Linked DNA regions of Homo sapiens: region 2 is linked to region 1. Evidence: chromatin contacts called from ENCODE Hi-C or POLR2A ChIA-PET data. All regions are on one chromosome and are shown on one strand. The core of a region is the stretch at or near the end of the contact, and the rest is flanking DNA. Distances in the headings are between cores, read along the strand shown.

Region 1 (2,700 bases), core at 94-2,593:
GAGCACCCCCAACGAAAAGCTTTTTAACTTCGATAGGCTGTTCAACTGTCAGGTTTTGCATGTATCTTCTGTTTTCATCCACTTGAACTGTAAAGATGCTGATAAAATATTAAAAATAAACAAGTATAAGTCACATCTGATTCAATACAGTTGGAAATCAAATTCTTTCCTGCCACCCTTCACCCCTCTCAACCATAGCTTTTAAGGGAGCCAAAATTGGATGCTTAGGAATTCTACACTAAGCAAACGCTGTTCTCAGGATCTCGTTCCATGACTCCCTCGTTCACTCTTCCTGAAAGTTTACTGAAACCAGGTCATGGCGCACTGCAACATTAGCCTCTTGTAGAGCTGACAACAGCGCTGTGCAGCCCAACACATGAGCCTGTGAGAACTGAGGCTTCTGCAGTGTGCAGTAATGTCTAACCGTATAAGGGTTGGCAGGTTTAGCAAAGCATGGGGTCTTCCTTGGGTTGTGCTGGCTATTATCTTCTTGCTAGGGAACAAACCATGCTCCTGAGAGCTTAGATTGCAGGAATCAACAGCAAACACTTAAAGCACCTTTTATAAAGAATGTAGCTGATGGCTTTTGAATAGAAGAGGCAGGCAAGGACACCCTGCTAATTGTTCCTTGCAATGATTTTCCTTAGTGGCTGTTTCATTAATTTTCCTAATTTGCTTATGAGAGAGAACTCACACACTGCTAATTGAGAACCTCATGCTACTTATTTACAACAATCCTTGGATCCCTGGGCCAAGAATCAGAAGGAGACAAAGAGTTCTGATGAAAATGACCAAAGGCATTTTCTCTTTTGTTCCGGAAGCAAGTTTTGAGTTTCGGTCTTAACAGTCATCATGGTGCTATTAGTCATAAGCATTAGTCACTAGCCTGGGGATCATGAATGGATTACTGAAAACTTACTTCATATCTGGAGAGAAAACCGGAGTACTTGGATGGAAACCTCAGTCCTAAAGTACCCTCTTACTTGACTTTATAAAGAAGTAAAACCACATGTAGAACTGGAAAAAACAATAAGCCAGGGTAAAGATGCTCTGAATTGGCACTTTACAAGTAAGATAATTCAAAAGTAAGAGAAAGGGACAAAAAATGGATTTCGCTGTGGCTCAAAAACGTCACTGTTAAGGGGGTGAAGAAGGGACCGGTAAAATTTAGTTTCAAAGAGAAAATAGGGGGAAATGACATACTTTTGAGGTTTCTTTCTTTACCAAACTATGGAAAAATGTGTTGGCAAAACCCAGGAGGTTCAGCTTCCTTGCTAAGAGTGTCGGTGGTTTCCTGAGACGAGAATTTCAGAAAACCACTCACTTCCGGGTATGTGTGACTCACTGAGAAGCCCCTCCCCTACACTCTTTTTCCCCTTTAGCTGAAAGCAGCCTCTTCTTAGCAACATGATATCACAGGGCTTCTAAGGTTTTAATGAAGGATATAAGCCTCTGTTAAAGATTGTCCAAGGAGAGTAAATCTCTGTTCTTGATTAGAATTTTAAAAAGCTAGAGGCCTTCCTCTTTCTGGTGTAGCCTCTCTCTGTAGTGTGGTTCTGCCACAAGGACCATCATAGTGACCCTTATTTTTTTTAAACCAATTCACAGGGTGGTGATGGAGAATGAGTGTGGGCTTTCAGGAGGAACATACTGGAATTAAGTACTAGTGTGGAAGCTTACTAGCTGTGTGACCTTGGGCAAGTTATTTAATCATGCTCAGGTCCATTTCATTCATTTATAAGATGGAGATAAAAATACCTACTTCAAACAGCGGAAAATATTAATTAAGGGATTGCCCTGAGGCTGTATTACTTAAAAAGGGCATTGCTAGAAAACTACAGCTAAATCCTGCTCCTATTTTACCTTTTAGGAACATCAAATCTAGATCATTTCTTTAGTTTTTATTGAGAAGGACATTGCCAATATGTCCATTATGATTCTGGTGTGTTTTCCATTTTTAAAAAGTATTTATTTAACAGCTTTTTACTGAGGCCTGCTATGTGCAAAAAGGTACATTAAACTTTGTATTACTTTAGTATTGTAATAGGTCAGCTTTATTTTTTTTTTTTACAGTTTCAGTGGCTGATTCTTAGAGTTTCATAATTACTTGATTACTTATACCCTATTTCTTATTTGTTTGGAATGTGGGTTTAAGATTTTTTTTAAAACCATATCAGTTGGATTGCATACGTGGAAGAAGATATTAAGAGAAATGTGTCCTAATGTTTGTAATTTACATAATAAATAGAATCTAATCTTTTTTCTGTTTGAACATACTTTGGATGTTAAGAAAGAAAATATTTAGGGTTCAGTGTTAAAATCTTTATCTCATTCTGGAAACCCCAAATGACTCCTAAAATATCTCACCCTACTTCCTGACCTTTAGCCTATTTCTGTACCTGTGTGAAGAAAGCTTTCCCAGAAGAAAAACTCAGTTCAGTTGCTTGTCCTATTTGCTTAAGTAACTACTTCAGGCTCTTAGGGTTTGATGTTTTTGTCCAGTAAGAACTGCTGGCCACCAAGGCGGATGCCAGGAGAAGGATCAGAGGACAAAGCAGATATAGGAGGCAGAGGTCACTGGAGTGCCAAGAAATTAGATACCAAAGTGACTAAAGGGAGATTTTTCCAGATGAAGGGGTGGAAGGGAGAGAGAATGAGGGAGGAGGAGTAAAGAGAGGCAGAGGACAAGGGAGAAGGAGC
Region 2 (2,700 bases), core at 141-2,640, 1.0 Mb before region 1:
GACATTCTATTCTTTCTCATTAAGCACCAGGTAAGCCATCTATATTCCAATTGGAAAGCGCTTCTCTGCAGATGTTTTAAACATGATCTGCCAGGTCTGTCCTTTCCAGAGGCCCATTTGTGCCCTCTCTAGCTATAGATACCTACCCAGAGAGGTCCCCTAAAATGGAGTACTTCCTTGTTTTGTAAAAACCTTCCTCTTTTCCATCATCCTTCCTGCCCTCACTATCTCAAAATAGCAACTTTTACAAGCCAATCCATGTTAATTCATTTTTAAGGATGAGGAAACTGAACCCCAGAGCGTTTGTGAATATTGCACCACTTCTCATGGTCCCTGAGTCAGTACTCCATGCTTTTGCCACAACCCCGTACTGACTAGTTATCTGACAGTCTTTCATGAGGTCTGAAACATGTCTGAAACTTTTGCTTGTGTTAATATGAGAAGTCAACATTCACACTATAACTAGAATAAAGGGTGACTAGCCCTACGAGAGATTAAGATATTAATTATAAAACTACAGAAATCATGACAGCATGGTATTAGGGCAGGGATAAACAAATAAATAGAATTAATTAAATCAAGGAACAGAATTACATAGATATCACATTACAGAGCAGTGGGGAAATGAATCAAGAAATAGTCCTGGAAAAATTGGGTTCTATCTCAATAGGATGTATTAACTTAATAGGAGGTAAATAACTTGGAGTCCTACTCCAGCCAATGTTCACAAATGAATTCCAGGTGGACCAAAGGCAGAAATATGGAAAGTAAACATTTTATATTTATAGATGTCAGAGAATACTTCTGTTACCTTAACATGGAAAATGGGTTCTTAAAAATACCCAAATATAAAGACAAATAAATATTAAAATTTAAAACTTCTTCACAACAAAAGACAACATAGACAGCTCAAAGGCAAAGCATAAATTGGCAGAGGGTATTTTCACACATTAGGCCCCACAAAGGAGTAATTACCAGACCATAAACTCTTTAAAATTTCTAAAACTCAATATGAAATAAATGTAAGTAACCCACTAAAAATGAGCAGCAAATACCAGTGGCCAATTCAAAAAAGAAGAAAACACTAAAGGCCAATAAATGTGAAAAGTTGGTTATCCTTTCTGTTGTCAACTCCAAAACAGCCAATCCTTCAAGGTGGATCCTGAGCGACTAATTGGGCTTAAATTCAAAATGCAGCCAAGTATCCATTTGCTGACTAGAGACCACACACATATCCTGCATTCTCAGAAAAACCACAGGCTAGGGGAACTTTGGGACTCTCATAGCTATCTGTTCCTGTTTACACTGCCTCAATCAACACTGCCAGAAAGTTCCTGGACCTAACCACTAGATTCTGGCACCTGGACCTAACCACTAGACTGTAACCTGTGATAAATCTTAACATCAACCAATCAGAACAAATAATCAGCCACCCCTTATTTGCACAGCAGACAAGCGGAAACCTGGGTGACAACTTTCTCTATAAAAAGCAACTTCTGTCTTTGTTCTGGCGGAGTGTACCTCTGTTTTGTACTGAAGGCTGCATCTCCCTGGTTTGCAAACTGCTTGCTGCAACAAAGTCTCTTTAATTTAAAACATTTTTGTTTCCTTTTCAGTGGATTTGTTAACACTATTAACTAAGGAAATGAAAACTAAAATCACAATAAGATGTAATCTCACACCCTTCAGATTGCTAAAAATGTCAGTCTGACAATTCCAAGACTTGGCAGAGATGTAGATCAACAGGATCTCTTACACACTGCAAGTGGGAATCTATATTGGCATAACCAACTTTGGACAGTAGTTTGGCAATATTTAGCTAAGTTGAAGATGCATATATCTTCAACTTGGCAATTACATTCTTAATACTATACCCTGGAGAAATTGTTGCACATATGTACAAGGAAACATACACAAATGTTTATGGCAGGATTGTTTGTATGGAAAAAGTAGCAGACTACCTATAAAAGACTATTAATAGAAGATCAGGTGATTACATTGTGAATCTTCATGGACCTGAATGTTGTACAGCAATGAAAAGGAATGAATAAGCTAGAAGTAATTAAATCAACCTAAATAAATCCCCTAAACATAATGCAGAATGTAAAAAAGAGCAGTTGTCGAAATACATAATAGCATGTTATATAGGGTTTAAAGCATATAAAATAATATAATGTTTTTTGATACGTACATATGTAATTATAAAGAAATCAAAAAGAAATATACTGAAACATTAAATATTAAATTAAAGTTAATTTGGTGGGAAATGGTATGGGATCTTGGAATGTTACACAGGTGCTAGTCTCGTTAGTGCTGGTAGCACTTCTCAAACAGAATCTTGAGTATATCTGGAATGTATCATCATAACTTTTCTAATTAGAGGGAAGACATACGAGCATGAATAACTTTTACTGGGTACATCACAAGTACTTGGTAATGTGCTACCTGTTTTTACATTTATCATTTCATTCAATGCTCACAGCTGTTCCTCTTCTAATTTCATGGTTTACAAGGAAAACATTTTATTTACATTCTAATATACATTCCACATTATTAGTGGAATCAATGTACTGGACAATCAGAGTTATAGATTCCAGTGTAGCCCCTGACACTGACTAGCTCTATGGCCTGAAGCAACTTACTTAATCTCTTTGGACCTCTGCTTCCTCATTTATAAAATGAGAGGGTTGAACTAGATGA

The links. Hi-C counts contacts between places; a loop is a spot of excess contacts on that map. ChIA-PET counts read pairs that join two places held with the same protein, here RNA polymerase II (POLR2A). Pooled maps may share reads with other maps.
Region 2: a loop to region 1 is called in a map of naive thymus-derived CD4-positive, alpha-beta T cell, with 13 times the contacts of the local background. The contact joins two enhancer-like sites. A Hi-C loop is called at or near these places in 1 of 168 maps with a recorded cell type or tissue (naive thymus-derived CD4-positive, alpha-beta T cell) and 8 of 50 pooled maps. POLR2A ChIA-PET finds 5 or more read pairs at or near these places in 1 of 52 experiments (T-cell).

What each region holds. Positions count from the first base shown.
Region 1 is chr6:129,489,299-129,491,998 of GRCh38, reverse strand. LAMA2 (laminin subunit alpha 2) reads right to left here. Exons shown (of 65, transcript NM_000426.4): 57 at 1-98. Among named protein-coding and RNA genes, the nearest start is that of ARHGAP18, 220 kb to the left of the region's middle. RefSeq lists an enhancer at 228-1,427. Within about 2 kb of position 1,343, at least 21 of the 41 ENCODE cell types and tissues checked have a DNase peak (open chromatin) inside an H3K27ac peak, as active enhancers do.
Region 2 is chr6:130,512,586-130,515,285 of GRCh38, reverse strand. No RefSeq gene overlaps it. Among named protein-coding and RNA genes, the nearest start is that of TMEM200A, 150 kb to the right of the region's middle. RefSeq lists an enhancer at 1,150-1,299. Within about 2 kb of position 1,390, at least 8 of the 41 ENCODE cell types and tissues checked have a DNase peak (open chromatin) inside an H3K27ac peak, as active enhancers do.